Regions from separate parts of the Homo sapiens genome. Here regions 1 and 2 are each linked to region 3. A link is an interaction called in ENCODE POLR2A ChIA-PET data of the cell type or tissue named here. Cell type or tissue: Panc1. All regions are shown on one strand.

Evidence for each region. ChIA-PET counts read pairs that join two places held together with the same protein. Peaks named below come from ENCODE experiments on the same cell type or tissue, not always from the same donor. Only the 100,000 strongest peaks of a DNase experiment are listed, where the experiment ranks them.
Region 1: POLR2A ChIA-PET joins it to region 3 with 10 read pairs; 2 of 35 experiments call an interaction of 5 or more read pairs at or near these places.
Region 2: POLR2A ChIA-PET joins it to region 3 with 11 read pairs; 2 of 35 experiments call an interaction of 5 or more read pairs at or near these places.

Annotation. Positions count from the first base shown.
Region 1 is chr6:33,868,466-33,876,465 of GRCh38, forward strand. It overlaps LOC105375027 (a long non-coding RNA gene), which reads left to right. Exons shown (of 4, transcript XR_007059555.1): 2 at 1,396-1,558; 3 at 5,488-5,594; 4 at 5,825-6,173. Among named protein-coding and RNA genes, the nearest start is that of LINC01016, 24 kb to the right of the region's middle. In Panc1, no CTCF peak of the experiment used is centred here; no DNase peak of the experiment used is centred here.
Region 2 is chr6:33,830,607-33,838,606 of GRCh38, forward strand. No RefSeq gene overlaps it. Among named protein-coding and RNA genes, the nearest start is that of MLN, 31 kb to the left of the region's middle. In Panc1, no CTCF peak of the experiment used is centred here; no DNase peak of the experiment used is centred here; H3K27ac peaks cover 2,498 bases.
Region 3 is chr6:33,577,151-33,585,150 of GRCh38, forward strand. BAK1 (BCL2 antagonist/killer 1) reads right to left here and starts at 3,126. Exons shown (of 6, transcript NM_001188.4): 1 at 2,875-3,126; 2 at 385-485. The coding sequence starts at 454. It also overlaps the pseudogene GGNBP1. RefSeq lists a silencer at 1,682-1,791 and enhancers at 1,700-2,345, 7,941-8,000. In Panc1, CTCF peaks have their summits at 3,107 (motif pointing left), 3,309, 6,645 and 6,845 (motif pointing right); no DNase peak of the experiment used is centred here; H3K4me3 peaks cover 3,402 bases; H3K27ac peaks cover 3,196 bases.

The sequences.
Region 1 (8,000 bases), 290 kb after region 3:
CTTCCCCCATCCATAATCTACAGGGAGAATGCACTGATGAGGGTTCTGGTCCCCATGACAGTTATATTTCTCAGGGTAAGTAAATAACTGGGGCCGTGCATGGTGGCTCACACATGTAATCCCAGGCTGCAGTTGGGGGATCACTTGAGGCCAGGAGTTCAAAACCAGCCTGGGAAACACAGGAGACCCTATCTCCACAAAAAATACAAGCTGCAGTGAGCTATGATTACACCACTGCACTGCAGCCTGGGTCACAGAGTGAAACTCTGTCTCAAAAAATAAAAATAATAAACAAGACATAGTTGGTATTTTGAGTTTAGAAATTGGTCTCTCATGAGGCTACAGCCATTGGACAATGCCCCTAGGCCCAGGTTCTTCTGAGCTGCCAGCCATTTAGGTTCCCCTTTACCAAGGCTGATTCCTGTGGGGATCCCAGCTGGCACCACCCATGACCATGAGCCATCGGTGCCTTTCCATTCACACAGCCACAGGCTCTTCCTTAGCTACCATGCAGCAGAAGCAGAAATCAGAACGTGTAGACTGTGGATTCACTCACAGAAAGGCTTAAAATCCCGTTAAAGGATTTATTGAAACATCAACCTTCACTTTAAAACAATGAAATTTTATTCAATTGGGACTCTGGGAATGTCCAGAACCCATGGCTCCTCAGTGCTAATGTGCTGAACGCTGGGTGCCTCCCAGTTCTGCACTGTGGGATGGACAAATGAATGAATGAGTGAATAAGTGGATGAAGAGCCTGTCCTCCTAGCCCAAGACAGGCGTCCAGCAGTCTGGGTGAGGAGAGGATTAGGGGTAAATGAATCTTTTGAGCACAAGATGACTGCTCCTTTGCTGGGGATGGGGCTGGGAGGCCAATCCAGGTAGTGGGTGGATGGGATGATCTCCTGGATCCCTTTGTGGGAATTTTTCCTGAAGATGCCCGAAGATTTAAGATTGGAGTCAAACAAGGAGAGCAGACACAGAATTGATTAAAGCAGCGGGGGATGGGATGGTCCTGCCCTGTGCGCATTGCTTTAAAAGGCCTAACAAAGGCATCAAATGCTTTTTTCTTTATGTATGAAGAGAAAAGAGGGAAATGTATAAGCTCCTTTTTTTCAAATGTTGTTCCTTCCGCCAAAGAAAAGATACAAGTATTTGTACTATAGCGCTAGCTGTCCATTTGATTACTATACCCAGGACAACAAATTTATATTATTCCTGAGCGAGATCTTTGGAGGTTAACTTTCCATCCCATAGTTCATTAATCTCTGCCATCCAGGGTTCGAGTGAGTACATTGGCTATGCTGGAGAATGTTTTTAATCTCCAAATTTACTCAAGAAGTTTCTTCTAACGGTTGCATTATTTCAACCTCATCTGCTTCACTCCTGTTCCAGGTCTCCTCCCATCCTTCCTACCAGGCCAGCATTTCTACTCTGTGCAGCTACCAGCGAGGAGGGCCTGTGGGCTCAAAGACCCAACAGGAATTCCTGCAGAAGCCCCATAGCTTGAAGAGGGACCGTGGGATGAATGAGCCTGCATGCAGCCTGGAATGCAAAGGTTGTGCTGCTCTCCCGCAGCAGAGGGAAAGGGAGAGGGGAGAGGAAGGAGAGGGGTAGGGAGGCCACAGTGGGACAGTGGGAGGGAGAGAGAACAGAGGGCAGGTGGGCTGTGGCCAGCTGCGGGGCTCAGGAGGAGCCGCAGGCCTGCCAGCGTGTTTCTCTGTGTTAGAACCGGCCTGAGAAAGAAACTACCTGGAGGTGGGAGTCGCGGGAAGCTGAGAAGGGCTGGCAGCTGAGCAGCTCTTGGACGTGGCCCTCGGCTCCTACCTGTGCTTCCCTGTGCAGGGAGAAAGCTGCAGGATGGCCAGGGGGTCCTGCTAGGGACAGAGCTCCCCACTCATCAAGGCCTGGGTTGGAGGGACCCCTGGGACAGTGCAAGAGGAGGAGTTTGGGGTAGGGGCAGAGGGCCTGGCAGGTGGCCCAGAGCAGCAAGCAGGTGCTCCATAGAGAATGTCCTCATATCCTTCTGCTGGGGAGAGGGACCTGACTCCCTAGTGCTCACGGGCGAGGGCCAGCTCTCTGTTGGATGAGCCCCCCACTGCATCAGTGGCAGCAGTTGTGGGTGTGAGCCCCAAATACTTCTGCTGTCTATTCAAAATGGGGATACTGGCAGGTTGTCTGCACCTCCCAGTAGTGCCGGGCTAGCTGGTGAGATGGCCCTGGGGAACTGCGCTTCCCCCAGTATGGGGTGTGGGTGAGGGTGGACGGGCCAGTGGAACTTCTGTGCTGCTGCTGGCCAACTCAGGCCTTCACTAGGCAGCCTCTCCTCTGTGGAGGACGGCTGAAACTGCAGGAGTTGAGTTGGAAGGTGAGGAGAGGGTCCCAGGCCTGGAGCAAGAACATGGCCATGCGTGTCTGTCCCTCCACTCCCTTGCGTGGGGACACCTTCCCAGAATGCTGCCCCCACCCCTCCTCCCACATCACTTTCCTTCCCCTCTCCAGCCCCTCCCCTCACTTGAAAGCCTGTACCAGGGGCTCCTCTCCTCCAGCCCCTTCAGCCAAGAGGCTCCAAGTTCTGGAGCAAGTATGCTCCCTCCCCTCCCCTCTGAGGGGTTTGTGGGGCCCTTGGGGCCTCCTGGGAACGTCCCAGGTGCTTCGGCCCAAGATCTGTGCTGATTCAATGCCACCCCCACAGCTGGGCAGAGCCTTGAGATGGACACTCCCTGCAAACCCTGCCCAGCCTAGAGCTGAGCACGGGGCTTTGGGGCCCCCCAATGGCTCTGCTCAGTCATTCTTCAGGGCCAGGGACCACCTTCTGGAGCCTGAGCCAGAACCTGAGCCTCCCTTCAGGCTCTTCTCTCAGCCACACCACCACCCCCCGCCTGCTTCTCACCGCCCAGCCCACATCAAGCCCTAATTCTACCCTTTTTATTCCATGTAAGAGCTTGCCCAAAAGGAGCTCTCGCCCCTAGCAACAGAAAAAGGCTTCTGTTCTTAGAAATACAGCAGCCATTTGTCCATGCCTGGAGACCCTCTTGTTCTGCCCTAGTACATCGCCTTCCCAGCTGTGGCCAGAAATTGGCTTTTCTTCCATTTCTACTTCCTTGCTGAAGCCATCTTCTCCACCTGTCTGGTGTTCATTGCACCAGGCATCCTGCTATTGCTATTCTATACTGGGGTTCTGGAGCAGCAGGAGTGTGGCCCCAAGGCAGGAACGCCTCCCATTGCCTTGATGACATTCAGCAAATCACTCTTGCCCTGGGGACCAGGTTTTCCTTCTGTAAAATGAGGGGGAGTGGACCTCATCATCTCTGATTCCTTCCAGCTTTAGAATCTGTTTCTGTGATGATGTTGGGGATTGTGCAGACCTAGTTTCCTTTGTTTACAAGATGTGGAGACTAAGAAACCCATAGAAGTGTGAAGTATAGAGTATCAAGAGCACTCCCTCTGCCTGTTCTGGGGTGTACACTGTTACCCACACTTCCAGGGAGAAAGCGCCCTGGTTGAGGGAGTGGTGCCAATGTGCAGACACATCCCAGCCTGGGACCCAGGGCTGCCCGTGCCCATCCCCCAATAGCCCTGCTGCTCCCTTCCCCCTCGCCTCCCTCCAGGGCTGTGGAGAGGAAGAAACGAGATGCTCCCTCTTCAGATGCCCTGCCCATAGGAAGGCCCATGCAGATCCTCGGGACTATGCTCTGTTCTGTTCAATCCACCTGGTGGGTCTGACCACCAGGACATGGCCCTGCCTTCCAGGGAGTAGACACTGTGTCTGCACTGTGCTCCTCTCTTGTGACAAGAGCAGGCTTGGTGCTATGGAGGCTTCCCAAGGCGTCCTGTAGGAGCATTAATCACTGAAGGAAGGGCCAGGGCAGTAGCAGGCCAGGGACAGTGGGCCCTTCCACGGAGCACAGAGCAGTGGGCCCCGCAGGAGAGGCAGGTAGGGGTGGAGGTGAGGCGCTCAGGAGCAACGCAGCCCTGTCTCCACAGCCCGGCAAGGGATTTTATGGAATACTTGAGAAAAAAATCATCAATGAATATGATGGATGCCCCCCAGCAGAGGTGCAGGGGTCCCCCCTTTTGGATCCAGGAAGCAAAAAGCTGGGGTCCTGGCCTGAGTCTGAGCAGAGGACAGTTTTGAACAAGGAGGTCCACAGGGCAAGAGGAGGGTGGGAGTGCTCCCATGCACATGGATCACTGTGCTTTGGAGTGTGTGTCCCCACTGATGGGGATGAGGATGAGTGTGAGACCAAAGGCAGCCCTCTTGGGGTAGGCAGGGGCCAAGGCCCACAGGTGGGGGCTGGGGAGGATGTGTTCTTAACAGGCGTGGCCAGACGCCTCCTCCTTCAGAAGACCTGGAAGAAGCAGGTGGAGGGAGAAGCAGAGTCACAGAGGCAAGGCAGAGACTCAGAGGCCCGGAGACTGGGGTGGCCGCAGGCAGGGCCTCCCCAGCCCCACTGCTTTCCGAGCTAGCTATCTCCAGGAGGCCAGCCTGCCCACAGGGCCCCAAAGCCCCAACCCCCAGGTGGCCCTCCCCTCTTGCAGCTGCCACAGTTTCTGCAGGGCTGCTTTGTCAGACCTCTTAGAACACAAGCAGCAGAACTAGGAAGGCCCTCAGAATGAAGGAGACGCAGGCACCGTGGGAGCCCAGGGCCCCTTTCCATTGCACCAGTGCTCCATCCTCCCACATCTCCCAAAGATCAGCCCTCCTCAGTGACCCCGGGAGCCCAGGAAGATCAAGGATCGAGACTGTCGCCCTGGACCTGCCTGCTGTGTAGCTCTGGGTGCAAGTCAAAGATCAAGCTGAAGTAAAGGTATGCTCACTCAGGGTTCAAGGGCTTATTATTAGTAACAATAATTCCCTACATATGTAAAATCTCACACCGGACATACGCTTTTTACATCATCTTGTGGCAGACCAGGTTTCACTAACACTGGCCTCCATCACAACTGTTTGAGTACTGACTGCGTGGTGAAATATTAAAAGATAAAAAAGTCAGTGCCCTTATACAAAGGCTGGAATGAAACAAAAAGCCCATCAAGAGTTTTGCCGTGGCCTTTCCTGGGTCTTAAAGCATGACATGGGAATTCTTAATAGGACCCATTTAGGATTAAACAAGCGTTACTGGGGTTCTGAAGAAACTCCCTAGGCCACCACAGACAAGTTTGTTGGGGATCTGAAGGAACTCCCCAAACCTCCGTGATTTAGCAGGAGACAAGATAAGGGTAATCACCCCAGCACCTGGACCCATTTACATTAAGTAAATTTACTAAGGCTCCAGAAGAAGGCCTTCAGGACTCAGACCTTAGTTATAGATTAAAAGAAGTTAATCACTTATGTCTTTAGAAGAATGCGCACTTATACATAGCCATATAGCTTAGAAGATATACAAGCTCTGAAAAACTTTGTAATTTTGAGTTGGTCTGGCAATAATTTCCAGGCCTTCTACCTAAAACCGGTTACAGAAATAAAAACTTCTTCCTCCCCAGTTCACCTGCATCTCGTTATTGGGCCATGAGAAATAGCAGCCCGACCCTCAGTTTGATCCAGGAACAATCTCACCAGGGCTTGCCATCAGCCCAGGACAATTGACAAGGTAAGTACTTTATCTCCATTTTACAGCCGAGGAAGGTTTGAAGAGGTTAGGAGGCTTGGAGACCACAGCTCCAGTGGTGGGATAGAGGGTAGTGGGCTACAGTTGAGAAACGGGGACCGTCGTTGCTCCTCAACCCACTTTTCTCAAGACCTTCATAGGTCTTTTTCAGCTCCCTGCACACCCAGAACAGGAGCATTTAAGAGAAGTGTTGCTTTTCATTTGTTCTTAAGACACTGCTCTCGGGCACCAGATACACCAACCGAGCGATTCTCAGAACCCCTAGCATGGGCCACAAACCAAACACGCAGAGCCGCAGCGAGGACAGAGGGTGCCGCGTGGCCCTTCCTGACATTCTTTCATCTGCACACTGTACCGTCAACTCATTTTCTGCACGGAATGAAGATACATCACTCTGCTCTGGAAAACTACATTTAGCATCTCCTTCTTTTTGTGGGGCAGGGAAGTTTTCATCGACAAAGCGTTTGTATTGCAGATGGCTCACCATATGCCACGTTCCTGCACGTTATCACCTTGTAAGCAGATTCTGTCAGGTTTTAGGAGTAAAAGCTTAATTAACAAGTGGTGTGTACAATTATGTACTTAATTATCTACTGCTTTTATTTCTTTGTTGTTTCTTGTTTTCCAAAAGTTTGGTAACAATTACAGGCAACTGTTGCCTAATGCAATTTCTCTCTGCACCTCTTTTTTTGTGTGTGTGTGTGTGTGTGTTTTTTTTTTTTTTTTTGCCATTTGTATGCTGAGAGGGGGCTTTCTCTTTTCTCCCCCCATCCACCAATTAGAACAGATAGACGCAACATGGGCCACTGATCTAAATCTCTGAGGGGTGGCCCACGTGTGTATGTGTGGGCATGTGAGTGTGTGTGTGTGTGTGTGTGTGTGTGTGTGTGTGTATTTTATTTTAAAAGAGTTTCCTGTGAGGTTGATCTGCAGTCCTGGTTAGAAACACAGACCTGAGTCTCCACGTTGCTGACTGGGCTTTCAGGGGATCTCATTCTTTCTCCATCTCCCTTTGCTGGCCCACCCTGGAGGCCAGTGGGGTTGGCTGGTCTAGGCTGGTGAGGAGGACAGGAGGTGCTGGGGGGACAAGGGACAGCCCTGCAGCACGGTGAGGGCAGAGGCAGCTTTGGGGAGCTGAGCACAGAAAGCAGGAAGAATTGTAATGGAAGCACAAGCAGCAGCAAGTTGGAGGGAACTTGCTGGGCTGAAGCCAAACCCGGAATGTGGGACTTAAAATAAAGTGAGTGGATTCGCTTGAAAGCACTTCTGCTCACATCCCTCTGAGCTAAGGAACTTCTAGAAGCCTATGCCTCCAGCACAGCTGTCTTTCATACAAATCCATGCAAGAGGGTGTCCTGTTTTAGGGAACCTCCCACAAGAGTTGAAAACTCAGTTATCAGCATGTGGTGACAGAAATGGCCCCACAGCTGACAGCGGAGGAGGCTGAACCGTCAGGTAGACAGCCCATCTGGCTTCCCAGAGGGCCGAGGGCTGGCCCTGGGTTTCTCAGCTGGCAGGTGGGGTTCCCTGGGCCCTAGTTCTGAAGCACCCTCCCCACCACACCCACCAGTGTCAGCCAAGGCTGGGTGCCATCCAAGAGGGCTAGGGAGAGTGGGTTGGAGGAAGATGCAAGGGCAGAAGAATTGCAGAATCAAGAGATCAGGGCTTCTCTTTCTCCAACTAGAGGAAGAAGCCTGAGGGACACTTCCCTGAAATGAAAACAGACAGAGGCCGGCCCCAGCATCACAGACATGAAGCCCCTGTTGCCTGCACGCTCACCGAGCTCTGTCACACCTCCTCTCTGTGCATCTGTCTCCTTATCTGGCAGCGGCTGGGTGAGGTCATCCAGCTCTGCCAGGCCTACCATCTCCTATTTCTTAGAGAAGAGTCCACTAGACTCCAAAGGGCTGTGCTCTGGGGAAAGCACAGCGGAGGACACTGTTGGGCCTGTCCTTGCCTCTGTGGTTTACCCAGGGCCTAGAACAGTGCTTGCCATGTGATGAGGGAGCTCAACAGGTGTCTGTCAAGTTAATGAAAATGTAATAGACATGCCATTTGCTGATTTGCCAGGCACATGGCTCCTTCTAAAGATAGCTGCTCTGTCCCACCGGGAGACCCCCAGGTCTCTGTCTGTGCCTGGTCCCAGCTGACCTAAGGGCAGCCCATCAAGGCACGTCAACCTGAGATGTGGTCTGGGATGAAGAAACGACACAGGGCAAATGGGTTCTGCTTCTCAGAAGGTTGATCTGGGAAGTACTCAGAGCATGAGTGATTAGCATTGGGCATTGAAGCTAAAAAGATCACTGGAAAGAAAAGGAAGAGGTGAGTAATAAATGGCTGAGGCAGCAGCTGCAGTCCTGAGTGGAGAGAGAATCTGGTGCGCCAGGA
Region 2 (8,000 bases), 250 kb after region 3:
GACTCAGCCCCTATCCCGCTGCTCTGATTCACGAAGGACTTCAGTCAGAGGGGGTGTCCTCACCGCTTCGCCCATGACTTAGCACCCCTGTGTTCAGAGGTGACTTAGGGCATCAGGAGAGGCGAGAGAGAGGGTGCTGGCGGGAGCCTCACCCTCTGGCTTCCTGCGAGGGAATCTGAAGCCTGCAATGTGGAGCCGTCCACACCAGCATAAGGCGATGGGATGGAGTGGGACGGACAGACGGGGAGCAGGGTGCAGAAAGACTCAAGAGAGGAGACTTCAACTGCAGCAGGAGGGACGTGAGTGAGGCCTACAGCAGGAGGGGGTCGGGCGCCTCATCCTTTGGAGACTATAGTGGCCACCTAGGTGCTGCCCACGTACCTCCCTTCAGGACCCCAGTGCCCACTCTCCAGCCACGGGGGGACGTGAATGGCTGACTGCGCCAAGCTGAGCTCCTCTTCCTCGTGGTTATCCTTGGTCTCTTCCTTTGAGGTTGCAGCATTTTCGGGGGACAGCCAGCATCCAGCGGCTGGTAAATGCACCAGTGTGAAGGCAGATCCCCTTGCCCCATGTGGGACAGGCTGCAGGGCCTCCTCCCCTCCTCTGTCCTCCCCGGGGTGGCTGAGGCCTTTGCTGTGACCACAGGGCAGCCCAGCCCCTCTGTCTGTCCAGTCCTGCCTGCGTCACTCTCCACAGGTGTTCTTCTCAGCAAACTTCCTGCACATAATCTTCCTCTGAATTGTCTTCGAAAGAACCTGACCGGTCAGAGACCTTGAGGGGAAAGGAGGGAGGCAGCAAGTGGCTGCCAAGGGAAGGAGCGTCCTGCTCCAAGGCTGGGCAGTGGCCCAGACAAGCCCTGGAGACCTCTCCCTAGCCTGTGGGTAGCTCTAGGAAGCTCCCCCAGGAGTGTCCTCCTGGCCAGGCCCAGCTCCCTGCCCACCCATAGAGCTGGGGAGAAGGCAGCAGGTACACCAGGGGGCAGGACCATGGCAGGGGCAGGGATGCCGATAGAGCCCAGGCAGGTGGGCTCAGGAACTTTTAACAGGCAATACAGCTGCTGGGGGCCCCAAGCATGGCGGGGGGCAGTGCAGGCCCCCATACCTATGTGCAGAGCAGAGCAGAGCAGACAGAGCATATTTGAACTTCATACAAAGCCTGGGCCTGGCCAGCGTGTAGGTCTGTCTATGACTGCATGTATAGGTGTATGTGCATAAATGCATGTGTGTGTGTGCATGTGTGTGCATGCATGATGGTAAGAGAAGGCCCATGTGTCCTTATGCCTCGTATGTCAGCTTGTGTTTTTGAGTGCACGGTGTTTTTTTTTTGTTTTTTTTTTTTTAAATTTTTTTTTTTTATTGATCATTCTTGGGTGTTTCTCGCAGAGGGGGTTTGGCAGGGTCATAGGACAATAGTGGAGGGAAGGTCAGCAGATAAACAAGTGAACAAAGGTCTCTGGTTTTCCTAGGCAGAGGACCCTGTGGCCTTCCGCAGTGTTTGTGTCCCTGGGTCCTTGAGATTAGGGAGTGGTGATGACTCTTAACGAGCATGCTGCCTTCAAGCATCTGTTTAACAAAGCACATCTTGCACCGCCCTTAATCCATTTAACCCTGAGTGGACACAGCACATGTTTCAGAGAGCACAGGGTTGGGGGTAAGGTCCCAGATCAACAGGATCCCAAGGCAGAAGAATTTTTCCTAGTACAGAACAAAATGAAGAGTCTCCCAGGTCTACCTCTTTCTACACAGACACGGCAACCATCCGATTTCTCAATCTTTTCCCCACCTTTCCCCCCTTTCTATTCCACAAAACCGCCATTGTCATCATGGTCCGTTCTCAATGAGCTGTTGGGCACACCTCCCAGACGGGGTGGTGGCCGGGCAGAGGGGCTCCTCACTTCCCAGTTGGGGCGGCCGAGCAGAGGCGCCCCTCACCTCCCGGACGGGGCGGCTGGCCGGGTCGGGGCTGACCCCCCCACCTCCCTTCCGGACAGGGCAGCTGGCCGGGCAGAGGGGCTCCTCACTTCCCAGTAGGGACGGCCGGGCAGAGGCGCCCCTCACCTCCTGGACGGGGCGGCTGGCCGGGCGGGGGGCTGACCCCCACCTCCCTCCCGGACGGGGTGGCTGCCGGGCGGAGACGCTCCTCACTTCCCAGACGGGGTGGCTGCCGGGCGGAGGGGCTCCTCACTTCTCAGATGGGGCGGTTGCCAGGCAGAGGGTCTCCTCACTTCTCAGACGGAGCGGCCGGGTAGAGACGCTCCTCACCTCCCAGACGGGGTCGCGGCCGGGCAGAGGCGCTCCTCACATCCCAGACGGGGCGGCGGGGCAGAGGCGCTCCCCACATCTCAGACGATGGGCGGCCGGGCTCCTCACTTCCTAGATGTGATGGCGGCCGGGAAGAGGCGCTCCTCACTTCCTAGATGGGATGGCGGCTGGGCAGAGACGCTCCTCACTTTCCAGACTGGGCAGCCAGGCAGAGGGGCTCCTCACATCCCAGATGGGCGGCCGGGCAGAGACGCTCCTCACTTCCCAGACGGGGTGGCGGCCGGGCAGAGGCTGCAATCTCGGCACTTTGGGAGGCCAAGGCAGGCGGCTGGGAGGTGGAGGTTGCAGCGAGCCGAGATCACGCCACTGCACTCCAGCCTGGGCACCATTGAGCACTGAGTGAACGAGACTCCGTCTGCAATCCCAGCACCTCGGGAGGCCGAGGCTGGCGGATTACTCGCGGTCAGGAGCTGGAGACCAGCCCGGCCAACACAGCGAAACCCCGTCTCCATCAAAAAAAATACGAAAACCAGTCAGGCGTGGCGGTGCGTGCCCGCAATCGCAGGCACTCTGCAGGCCGAGGCAGGAGAATCAGGCAGGGAGGTTGTAGTGAGCCGAGATGGCAGCAGTACAGTCCAGCTTCGGCTCGGCATCAGAGGGAGACCGTGGAAAGAGAGGGAGAGGGAGACAGTGGGGAGAGGGAGACGAGAGGGAGAGGGAGAGGGAGAGGGAGAGCGAGTGCATGGTTTTGTATGTACACATAGGCATAAGTGTGTGCACACAGGCCAGTATGTTTGTGTGTGCCTGCGTGTGGGTACAGGCAACTTACAGAGGGAATGCACCCTGTGTCTCTTCTCCCTCACCCACTGCATCTTCTCTCTCTTGCCACAAATCCTCGGCCTAAGCTGTCTTGAGATTGCCTCTTTCTCCACCTCCTCCAGGAAGCCTTCCTTGGTGAAGCCAACATACATTCCAAGCCACCCTTTCTTGTTGTCACCAAAACAATTTCCTTGGCCATCTGTATTTGCCCGTGTCTCCATCTCACTGGGAGTTTCCTGAGGGCAGGGTTGTGTCTCCATCATCACACTGGGAAGTCCCCGAGCATGGGAACGGCCTCTCCCATCAGGCCAGGATCTCCTGGGGACTGGGACTCTGATTCTGTCTTCCAGACTGAGCCCCACTACTAATGCCCTGAGAGGCGGTGGAGAACTGAGGACCTCACTCCCAGCCCTGCACTCAGCCCTTTTCCTGGACGCTGAGCTGTGGGCTGGCTGTCAGGGGGCCTGGGTTCCAATCCTGGCTCTGAATGTGACTTGGGAAAGCTTTTGCTTTCTGGGCTCCAGGTGACTCATCTGTAATGGAGGGGACTAAGCAGACGGCCTCGGGGCACCTCACTGCCCTGTGTTTGCCTACAGAGCTCTAGCGAAGTTCAGTCTCCAGGGTCCTCTGTGGCCCCTTGCCGTTCCCCATGACTGTTGCCCACCTGCCCATCCCCATTTTAAGCTTGTGGGTGGACCTGGCTGCCAGCGGTACCCTCCCCCTTAGCCATGTGGGGGGAATGAGGAGGTCAGTGGGCCACATGTCCTGGGTTATTACATTAAATAAGCTGACAAAAGCCATCAGAAGATATATCGTTTAATAGGAGATTAAAAACCAACAAGAGCGGCTGGGGTTCTGACCTGAAGTCTCTGTGTTTTTAATTTAATTTCATTTGCTGCTCCAATCACAACATTCTAAAATGATAAAAGTAGCTGTGTTTGCTCAAGGGTTTTATCATTAATTGATTTGGCTGAAGTTTTCCCATAAGCCACATCTTTTGGAACACGCTTCTTATTTTAGGCCTCTGACTCAGTGGGAAGGCGCCGTTCGAGGCCCGCGGGGGTAGGAGCGAGCGGCGAGGGATGCCCTTGGCCAGCGCCTCCCCACAGGTGAGCAGGCCCAGGCGCTGTGCGGAAGCCCTGCTGGGAATTGGTCAGTGTTGCTGCTTCAGCATCAGGAACAGCCTTCTCTGCAGCCCTGGATTTAAAGGGTCAGAGCCAGGGTCTTCCCCAACCCTGGGCACATCAGAGCCTGGCGGGCGCCCTGCAGAAGGCTGGCAACCCTTGATGGTAGGGGCAGGTCTCTGGCCAGGCCTCAGCCCCCGAGTCTGTGCAAGTCAGTGGAGCTCAGAGCCGCGGCGTGTCTGGACACGTGTGGTAGGTCTGGTTGCCTACAGGCCCTCTCCATTTTCACTCCCTTCCTCTCTTGCTTGGTATTTGTTTCTTGGTCGCAGGCTGTTTGTCTCTATGAAGCAGGAATACTGGCCTCATGTCCTCATATTTTCATGATCAACCAGGAAAGAATTGCTCTCCTCCAGCTCCAGTTAAAAAGCCCAGAGAGGGGCTCTGATTGGTCTGACTGGGTCACATGCCTAACCCTGGACCAATCCCTGTGGCCTGTGGGGCAGGATCAGGTGAGAGTTGGGCTCCAATTTGGACCACATGGCCAGAGCAGGTGGGAAGCTGAGGGGGTGTTTTCCAGACAGGGGACGCTGACAGGGCCACCGCAAACGAAGTGTCCTATTACTATAAAAAAGAAATAAAAAGTGTTAAGACACTGTTGACATTTGAGTGTAATTCATGTGAATATGTTTTCCATTCAAAAGACAAATACCTCAGTAGAGTGGTCAAAAGCATTGAACAGAAGAGGAAACTGAGAGGGATATGAATGTATGGAAAGCGTATAGAGAGCCCTGTAAAAAGGGAAATGTACATCAAACCACATGGCGAGATACAATTTCCTACCCGTTGGATTGTCAAAAATAAAAACGTCTCCCCACTGAGGATATGGAAAATGGAAACTACTCACTCTTTTTTTTTTGCGGGGGGGGGGGCGGGGGGGGCGGGGGGGATGGAGTCTCACTCTGTCGCCCAGGCTGGAGTGCAGTGGTGCGATCTCAGGTTAGTAGCCTCCACCTCCCAGGTTCAAGCAATTCTCCTGCCTCAGCCTCCCGAGTAGCTAGGACTACAGGCACGCGCCACCATGCCCGGCTAATTTTTGTAATTTTTGTATTTTTAGTAGAGACGGGTTTCACCACGTTAGCCAGGATGGTCTTGATCTCCTGACCTTGTGATCTGCCCTCCTCGGCCTCCCAAAGTGCTGGGATTACAGGCGTGAGCCACTGTGCCCTGCCAACTATTCACTCTTAATACCACTCCTTAGGAGGACAATTCAGCTGCACATTGTAGGGAAGAAGACACACACACCCTGCGCCCGCTACTGCGCTTGGGGTGTAAACCCCTGGGGACAATCTCATGTGTGTACACAAGGAACCATAAGAGCTGCAGCATTTTAGAGTAAGAAGTATTGCCAATGAGCTCAGCGTTTATTAACCAGAGAAGGGGTAACTAAAGTGTGGGACACTCAGAAAAGGAATTCTTGACAGCAGCTAAAACTAACGAACATGTTATCAAGATGGACTGAAAGCAAAATGTATGGTTGGTGGAGAAAAGATAAGTTGCAGAAAGCCTCATCCTACAGATTAAAGTGTAGAGATGTGTAAATATAATGCATTACTTATGGATACATACATAAGCAGTATTTAAAATCATACATGGGGATGATACCAACTTAGATAAGGTAGCTACCTTTGGAGAGGGAAGGAGGCTATGTAAGAAATTGAGGGATGGTACACAAAGGATTTCAACTGTATGTGTAATGCTTTGTTGCCTTAAAAATTATCTCAAGCAATCACGCCACTGCACTCCAGCCTGGGCGACAGAGCAAGACTCTGTCTCAAAAAAAAAAATTATCTCAAGCAAAATTTTTTAAAATGGAGATTATTCTTTTTATATATAAATATACAAATGTATGTTTATGTGTGTGCATGTATTTTTTATTGCTGTCCTGCCTTTCACTTATTACTTTATAATAAGCATGAAAATGTAGTTTTAATAGTTATATAATATCCCCCCATAATTTATGAATGCATGTCCTGTGGTTGCATATATAGGTTGTTTCTATTTTTTCACACTGCTGTGACTGTCCTTATAAAGATTATTTTCTTAGGGCAGAAAGCTGGGATCACTGGGTCAAAGATTTGAGCTATTTTTAAGGCTCATAATAATTACTGGGTGAGAGTGTTAGTCAGAACACTTTGGGCTGCAAGTGACAGAAAACCAGTTCAAACTGGCTTAAGTAAAACGGGAAACATGTTGGCTTGTGTTGCTGAAAAGGCTAGGGAGGGAAGGCTGCCTGCAGGGTGACCCAATGTCCTCAGGGCTCTACCCAGACCCCTGTGCCCCTCTCTATCCCTCAGCTCTGCTTTCTTCTGGATCTGCTTCAGGCTTCCCACATCCTCTCCACATGGCACAAAATGGCTCCAGCAGCTCCAGCACTCACCATCTGTATCCATTTCTGGGGATGCTATAACAAATTACAAGAAACTTGGTGGCTTCAAACAATAGAAATTTATTCTCTCACAGTTTTGGAGGCCACAGGTCTGAAATCAAGTTGTCTGCAGGGCCACGTGCCTTCTGGGGACTCTAGGGAAGAGGCCGTGCCTTGCCTCTGTCAGCATCTGGTGCTGTCAGCATGTCCTGGCTTGTGGCCACATCTCTGTCTGCTCAGTTTTCACATTGCCTTCTCCTTTGTGTCTAACTTCTCTGTGTGTGTGTAAAGGATACTTGTGATGGCATTCGAGACCTACCCAAATTATCCAGAATAAGCTTCTCCTTCCAAGATTCTTAACTTAATTATATCTTTTGCCATATAAGGCAACATTTGCTTTTTTGGCATGTAAGGTAATATTTGCAGGTTCCAAGTATTAGGAAGTGCATATATCATTGGGAGAGAGGCATTTTCTTCAGTCTACCACACCGTCCTTTACAGCTCAAATCCCAGAGGACCAGTTCAGGCAAAAGTCTCAGGAGAGGGCTCTAATTAGCCAGCTTCCATCATGTGCCCACTATTCGAGAATTGATGCATAATATAGTTTGGCAAGAATGTGGGTGTGTGTGGGAGATAGCCTGGAACGGTTTGCCAGGGGTGAGCCTCAGAAAGCCTCCGAGACAAGGCTGAGGCACTGGGGCTCCATTTAGCAGGTCACGGGGGAATGGGAGGTGTCCAGGGGTGTTCAGCAGGGGAACCCTCCAGGGACAGGAGAGAGGGGAGCTGCAGGGAGGCCTGGGGGAGGTGGCTGGTGTGGTGATGAAGGTAGAGGAGTGGGTTGAAAGGTAGGAATGACAAGCAAGGGCCACATCTGAGAGGAGTCTCAGGGGATGGAGCAGCAGATCTCATAGACTGGGGAGGGGGCTGTGACACAGACAGGGAAGGCGGCAGGAGGCAGTAGTTTGCGGGCAGAGGGAGGAGGGGTCATTCCCTTGGAGACATCCTGAGTTGAGGCGATGGAGATGAGTCCTTCATTAGCTTTTGAGGCTCTGTGAGGCTCTGTGAGGCTCTGGCCAAGTCGACCCTGAAGTCAGACTGGGCTAAGATCTTCTCCAAGGCAGAGGAGCAGAGAGAGCCTGTCTTGTCTTCCTGACACATTGTGGAATGCAGCCTCCCTTTCCCGGGTCTCCCTGCGGATTGCATGCCAGGGCAGGCGGGTGTTTGGCCTGGAGTGTGTGCTCCCTCCCACCTCCCCGCCTCCCCACGCCTGCCGGAGTGGTAGTTCCTTCATCTTCCAGGAGCGGGGAGTAGCAGCAGATGAACTCTTTAACAAGCAAAAGGGAGAGAGCAGTTCCACAGGCAAGGGTTTCT
Region 3 (8,000 bases):
CGTTCCCTGTTGAGCAGACCTGACTGGGTGATTGGCCAGCTTACTTCCTTATTTCTCCCGCTGGAGGGATACAGCAGCCAGGCCCCACTCTAATTCCTGCCTCCCTCGCCCGTGACCCAGCCCTCTGCCCCGGTGGCACTGTGCCTACCTTACACTCACTTCCTGGCCTCTCCCAACCTCCAGGCCCTCCCCAGTCCAGACTCCTCCCCCTCCTGGGCTTAACCTTGACAGCAGCTCCAGCCTCTGAGCCCGTGGGTGGGGAAGAGTATTCCCCACCCACAGTGGGTGAACCGAGGCGAAGGAGCCTGCCTGAGTCCTGCTCCTTCCATCCTCACGACAGCACTCATGGTTATGGGATGGGTGAGGGGGCAGGAAGACCCTTACCAGAAGCAGAGGGCAGGGCAGGCTCTCCGCACTCCTGCCTGGGAGGACCTGGGCCTTGCCCCGAAGCCATTTTTCAGGTCTCAGTGGAGGACGGGATCAGCCTGCGGGGAAGGGCGAGAAAAAGCAGAGATGGGGGTGAGCACAGACCTGTGACTGGGGACCCCATACAGGTTGCCATGTCCACATAGGAGAGAGGATCCCCCATTCCCAGAAAGGCCCTTAGTCCTCTGGGACTTTGGCCAGGCCGGTCTCAAACTCCTGACCTCGTGAGTCTGCCTCGGCCATCCACAGTGCTGGGATTACAGGTGTGAGCCACCGTGCCTGGCCTCCTCTGGGACTTTTTATTCTTACTCCAGCATGGGTCCCAGTGAAGTCTGCTGGGAGGAAACAACTTACTGAACACTCCCTCTTTGAGGGAGACAGGGTAAGAAGGTGAGGCAGCCAAGGGCAGACTGAGGTATCTGCACCATCGAGGAGGGTGTGGCTGCAGCAGTGCCCGCTGGCTCTCAAGTTCATGCCACTCCTGGGGCAAGAGCCTGGGGGGTTTTTAGCTGTTCCTGGGGCCTCCTGCAGCCCACCCAGCACATGCTTATTGCAAGCGAGCCACTGCCCAGCCAATGGCCCATGAAGGCTGTCCTCAGAGGCCCTACTTCCCTCTGGCTGGCCAGAACACACCTGTTTTTTAACTCTGGGCTGTTAGCCGCAAACATTTCCTGAGAGCCTAAGATATACTCTCCCACTTAGGAGCACTCTGTGGGTGGTGAACACTGGAAACTCACATGAACCCAGCAGGGTGAGCGCCATCATACCCACTTTACAGGCAGGAAAAGTGAGGCACAAAGAGTTGAGTGCCCGAGGTCACATCGTTAGTCACGGAAAGTCAGGTTGTTTGTCTGAATCTCCGTGAGTCCATGTACTCAACACGCATGCAAGATTTCTTTTCCAGTTTGTGGACCTCAGAGTGTGTTCTTTCTCAGGGCAACTTTCCCTATTTACCTCCTGTCTGTGCCTTCCCCACTGCTGCCTTGCAGTGACCGGAGGGAGCCCTCAGGATCAGGGCCTTCTTTGAAGCCCCATAACCTGCCTCGTACTCCCACCACACACCTGGTCTTCTGTCCCCGGCCCCAATTTTCCTCTTTGCCTGGTCCTGACCGCAGCCCCAACCTGCTGTGACCCCTCATCAGGGCGAGTGTTTCCTGGATGTCAGCTGTTTCACTTTCAGTTTGCACCCCTCCCAGAGCCCCATTTCCCCAGGCAGCCTCCAGCCCTCAGAAGGAGAGCGCCCTCCTCCTATCCCAGAGGGAGGGGGTGTGCAGCCCCACCCTGGGCCAAGCACACAGCCCCACCCCCACCGCCCAGGGCCTGGGGACCTTCGCCCACCCTCCTTCCGCTAGGCCTGGGAGTGTTTTCGAAAGTGCCCCAAGAGCTCTCAAGAAGGGGTGGAGGAGGGCTGGACCACCTGTGCCCTCACCCAGCTCCCCACTCCTCCTCGATCTGCCGGACAGGGACAGGGTGAAGGCAGACCTTCCTCTCCTCCACCTCTAGGGGCAAGGCCTTGTTAAAACAGAACTTTGCAGCCGGGCATAGTGGCCCACGAGGTCAGAAGTTCAAGACCAGCTTGGCCAACATAATGAAACCCCATCTCTACTAAAAATACAAAAATTAGCTGGGCATGGTGGCGTGCGCCTGTAGTCCCAGCTACTCGGGAGGCTGAGGCAGGAGAATCGCTTGAACCTTGGAGGCGGAGGTTGCGGTCAGCCGAGATTGCGCCACTGCACTCCAGCCTGGGCAACAGAGCGAGACTCCATTTCAAAAAACAAAAAAAAAGAGTTTTGCTTGCCTCCCACCCCCCGTAGCTCCTTACATAAGATGGCCTTCCTTCTTCCCCAGTCTCCAGGACCCGGCACCCCCAGGACAGTAGGGCTGGAGGATGCTGACTGCACCTCCAACTCCCTCTACCAACACCCCAGGCTTCCGAGGGGAGCAGGTAGAGCCTCAGAACACCCACCAAGGCCAGCAACCTATGCTGACTCAGGCCTAGCTCTGCCTCCCCCATCCAAGTGGCCTAAATTCCCGGTGAGGGGAGCCACCCCCGACTTCCTGGGCTTGCTGGGCCCCGATGAATGTTGCCCAGGGATACATGCCTGGCCAGGCCCTGGACCCAGTCTAGGGATGTTGGGCAGCAGCAAGCGCTGAGAAAGTTCTCTCTCTGCCCTTGACCTTGGCTCTGACCTCCACTCCCATCTCCCAGACTGTTAAAGGACCCAGTTCTTACAGTTCTCCGGCATCCAGGGCTGGGCCAAGAGGGGAAGCTGTGAGGGGCAGCCAGAGGCAGGCATGGCAGGATCAGGTCCCCAGCCGGGGCGGCAGACCTGCCCAGGGAAGCCTTGAGCTTCCCCTTCCCCACCCGGCTCCCGGCAGGCTCCCTGCCCCACCCTGGGGCTGGGGCTGCTGAGATCTGGGAGGATGGACAAGACCCTTCCAGCTTACCTGCCGGGATCCTGGCCCAACCCGGGTGGCTCAGCAGGGTGGAGATGGAGGTCCCGAGGGGCTGGCGGCTGCTGCTCCCAGGGGCTGAGTGGGAGCCCAGTTTCCAGGAATGGGCGTCAGTGCATTCCCGGCATCTGGATGTAGCCTTTACTTGTCCCTGTGCAGCCCGAGGGACCCGCGAGACTCCAGTGATCATAGAGGTGCCAGCGGCACCCGGCTCCAATCAGCTCCCTCTAGAGGAAGTTGCTCTGTGGCCACCGGATGCAGACGCACAGGCCGACAGCCTGTAGGGTGATCTGGGTGGGCCAGGCCCAGGAGCATGTCCCGCCCACTTTCCCCACCCCACCTCCCAGGCAGGCAGGGCGGCTGTCAGTGGCCCACTGCTTTTCCCATCCCTGATTCTCAATCCTTGTCTTTGATCTTCTCCCCCACCTCTACATCAATCAATACCAATAAAAAACCCAGGGTGAGAAGTTTCTTAAGCACTGCTGCATGCCTGGCACTTTAGCAACTATTTGTCTCATTGGATCTTCTCAGCAACTCTTGTAAGTGAGTGCTGTTGACAATACCCATTCAGATGAACAGAGGCTCAGCTGGGTTAATCATCAGTTCTGGGCCAGGCGCGGTGGCTCACGCCTATAATCCCAGCACCTTGGGAGGCTGAGGCAGGCAGATCACGAGGTCAAGAGATCGAGACCATTCTGGCTAACATGGTGAAACCCCGTCTCTACTAAAAATACAAAAAATTAGCTGGGTGTGGTGGCGGGCGCCTGTAATCCCAGCTAGTTGGAAGGCTGAGGCAGGAGAATCCCTTGAACCTGGGAGGTGGAGGTTGCAGTAAACCAGGATTGCGCCATTGCACTCCAGCCCTGGTGACAGTGCAAGACTCCATCTCAAAAAAAATAAATAGTAATAATCAGTTCTGTAGTCGCATTGGGGAATACTAATACTAGATTGAGATTCAACCTGCAATTTAGACCTGTGCACCATGCACCTTGGTGGTCTCTGGATGTTTGAAATCCTGAAGGTGATAGTCAAGTAAACGGAGATTAAAACTCAATAGAGGCTGGGCCCAGTGGCTCACGCCTGTAATCCCAACACTTTGGAAGGCTGAGGTGGGAGGATTGCTTGAGCCCAGGAGTTCAAGACCAGCCTGGGCAACAAAGTGAGACCATGTCTCTACAAAAAAAAATTAGAAATTAGCTGGGTATGGTAGTGCACACCTGTGCATTTGGTGGTCCCAGCTACCTAGGAGGCTGAGGCAGGAGGATCACCTGAGCACAGGAAGTCGAGGCCACAGTGAGCCATGTTTGCACCACTGCATTCCGCCCTGGGCAACAGAGCAAGACCTTGTCTCAACAACAACAAAAAAGGCAGCCAGCTGCGGTGTGTCACGCCTAGAATCCCATCCCAGCCATTTGGGAGGCCAAGGCAAGAGGATCGCTTGAGGCCAGGTGCAGGAGTTCCAGGCCAGCCTGGGCAACAGCAATACCCTGCTTATACCAAAAAAAAAAAAAAAAAAAAAAAAAATTAGCAAGGCATGGTGTTGTATGCCTGTGGTCTTAGCTACTGGGGAGGCTGAGGTGGGAGGATTGCTTGAGCCCAGGAGGTCGAGGCTGCAGTAAGCTATGATTGCACCAGGGCAACAGAGGGAGAGTCTGTCTCTAGAAAAAAAAAAAAAAAAAAAAAAAAGGCCGGGCACGGTGGCTCACGCCTGTAATCCCATCCCAGCACTTTGGGAGCCCGAGGCAGGCAGATCACCTGAGGTCAGGAGTTCAAGACCAGCTTGCCTAACATGGCGAAACCCCGTCTCTTTTAAAAATACACAAAAGGGAGGCCAAGGCAGGTGGATCACCTGAGGTCAGGAGATTGAGACCATCCTGGCTAACATGGTGAAACCCCGTCTCTACTAAAAATACAAAAAAATTAGCCGGGCATGGTGGCAGGCGCCTGTAGTCCCAGCTACATGGGAGGCTGAGGCAGGAGAATGGCGTGAACTCAGGAGGCAGAGCTTGCAGTGAGCCGAGATCACGCCACTGCACTCCAGCCTGGGTGACAGAATGAGACTCCGTCTCAAAAAAAAAAAAAAAAAATTGGTCGGGCACGGTGGCTCACGCCTGTAATCCCAGCACTTTGGGAGGCCGAGGCTGGCTGATCACCTGAGGTTGGAAGTTCGAGACCAGCCTGACCAACGTGGAGAAACTCCACCCCTATTAAAAATACAAAATTAGCCAGGCGTGGTGGCGCATGCCTGTAATCCCAGCTACTCTGGAGGCTGAGGCAGGAGAATTGCTTGAACCCGGGAGGCAGAGTTGTGGTAAGCTGCGATTGCGCCATTGCACTCCAGCCTGGTCAACAAGAGCGAAACTCCATCTCAAAAAATAATAATAATAATAAATAAATAAAATAAAGCCGGTTGTGGTGGCGTGCGCCTATAATCCCAGCTACTTGGGAGGTTGAGGCAGGAGAATTGCTGAACCCAGGAGGCGGAGGTTGCAGTGAGCTGAGATTGTACCACTGCACTCCAGCCTGGGTGACAAGAGTGAAACCCCATCTCAAAAAAATAAAATAAAAATAGGGCCGGGCACGGTGGCTCATGCCTGTAATCCCAGCACTTTGGGAAGCCGAGGTAGGTGGATCACAAGGTCAAGAGGTCGAGACCATCCTGGCCAACATGGTGAAACCCTGTCTCTACTAAAAATACAAAAATTAGCCGGGCGTGATGGCGGGTACCTGTAGTCCCAGCTACTCAGGAGGCTGAGGCAGGAGAATCGCTTGAAGCCAGGAGGCGGAGGTTGCAGTGAGCCAAGATTGTGCCACTGCACTCCTGCCTGGCGACAGAGCTAGACTCCATCTCAAGAAATTAAAAATAAAAATAAAAACAAGGCCGGGCCCGGTGGCTCTCGCCTGTAATCCCAGCACTTTGGGAGGCCGAGGCGGGTGGATCACGAGGTCAGGAGATCGAGACCATCCTGGCTAACACGGTGAAACCCCATCTCTACTAAAAATACAAAAAATTAGCTGGGCGCCGTAGCAAGCGCCTATAGTTCCAGCTGCTTGGGAGGCTGAGGCAGGAGAATGGCGTGAACCCAGGAGGCAGAGCTTGCAGTGAGCCGAGATAGCCCACTGCACTCCAGCCTGGGCGACAGAGCGAGACTCTGTCTCAAAAAAATAAATAAATAAAAATAAAAACAAATAAATAAATAGACTTAGTGGGGTCTGTGCTACCACCTGGACACAAAACCTGGATGCTAAGAGGGAAGACAGATACTGTCTGGCTGCTGGGAGTGTTCTTGAGGACAGAACAAACCCAGGAAGGACAGAGGTGTGTGCAGTCCTCAATAGCCCCTGCCCTCAGGGTTCAGTTCCCTCCCTGCCTCTCCCTGTTTGCTCCCTGCCAAGCTTCCTGGGGCTCTCACATCTTTTCCTCCAAGTCTCCACCCCCTTTCCCCCAAAATCCCTGCCTGCCCCCCACACCTCCTTCCCTGCTTCATCAAACCCCTGCCCCCTCTACCTCCAACTAATCTCCCCCAACCTCCCATCCTCCCCAGTCTTTGCTTCCCAGAATTCTGGGAAGTTTCCAACTGGAGGTTTTAATTTGAAAACTCTTCCTGTTCTTAAGCAGTTGGTCCTGGGGTGGCTGTTACAGGATCTGAATTGGGGACCTTCTCAGGATGGAGGCCCCAGCTCCGAAGCCCTGATCATGAATTTCAGGCTGCTCCTCCATGTTCCGCCACCAGGGTGCCATTTCCCTGATGATGAGCCAAGAGGGACATGTGAGGAGGAGGGGGCCGGGACCATCTGCCTTGCCGCCCCACCCCTTCTCTGTGGCCATACCCAGGGGCTTCTCAAAACGGTCACAGCAGCCTCCCTTAAAGCTGGGCATGGGGCGTATGGTGACCTACACCTGCAAGAGCAAGAAGGCCTGGCGGAGAGGTGAAGTCAGTTCTGCCCATAGCAAGCCAGGAGGTGTTGGGCAACCTGCCTGAGAAGGAGGGGAAGGAGCCAGCAGGGGACGCCTCTGGGAAAACAGGGGCCTCAGACAGGTGAGGGGCTGGAATTGGGGGGTACCCAGGTTGGCAAGGCCTGGGACAGAGGTACTGAGAAGAGGCCTGGACATGAGATGGGGGAAGGGCATGGGCCTGAGATGGGGGACCCATGCTGGGGAGGGTCTGGGGAGGGAGGCCTTGGGTGGGTAAAGGTCTGGAACAGGGCACCTGGTGGGGAAGGACAGGGAGATGTGGGTGGGGCCAACGGACAGAAGCATCTGGTGGGGAGGAGGCTGGAGATGGGGATTTGGTTTGGGAAGGAGGGAGAGATGGGGTCCTCCCACAAGTGAGGGGTTGTGGATGGGGGATACCAGATATGAAAGAGGACAGGCTAGGGAGTAGAAAGGGAATATGCCAGGGCCAGAGGGACGGGGGGTCCTGTTGCTCCCAGCTCCTTCTACAGGCCTGGCAGCCATCCCCTGTGAGGACAGGGACCCACCTCTCTCTGTTCCCCACCCCCTCATCACCCTACTTTTGAGAGCGATAATCCCCCTCTATGATGAGGACCCCAGATGCAGAGCAGGGGGCTGATGGGAGAGGAAGGCTGCAGAGGGCCAGCAGACCTGTAGGTGAGCCTTGGGGGAGGTTTAGGGGGTCTCTGTCACATCTCTGAGCCCCACCTGCCTCCCTCACCTGACTGTGCTTTGGGATTAGCAGCCACTTTATCCAGATCCTGCAGTTGAAGGAAGAATACCTGCAGAGAGCCACAGGGCCCCGTGAGGTCAGCCCTGAGCCCTCCACCAGGGAGAAGGAGTGTCTGCTTGAAGGTGAGTGTGGTGGCCATAGGCATAGGGGAAGCGCCAGAAACGGACCCTCTTCCTGTAGAACTTCTTAGGGGTGTGGGGCCTGGCAGGACACGGGACACATTTTGAGGGACTGCTGGAGTCAGACTGCCTGGGTTCAAATGCCAGTTCTAACATGCTGAGCCGTGCGATGGGTGGCAGCTTGCTCAACCTCTCTGCGTCTGTTTCCTCGTCTTTAAAGTGGGAATATAATAGTAGCTATCCTTGAAGGAAGTTGCAAGGATGAACTGAGATACTCTTTGTAAAATGCCCAGAACGGTGTGTGGCACACAGT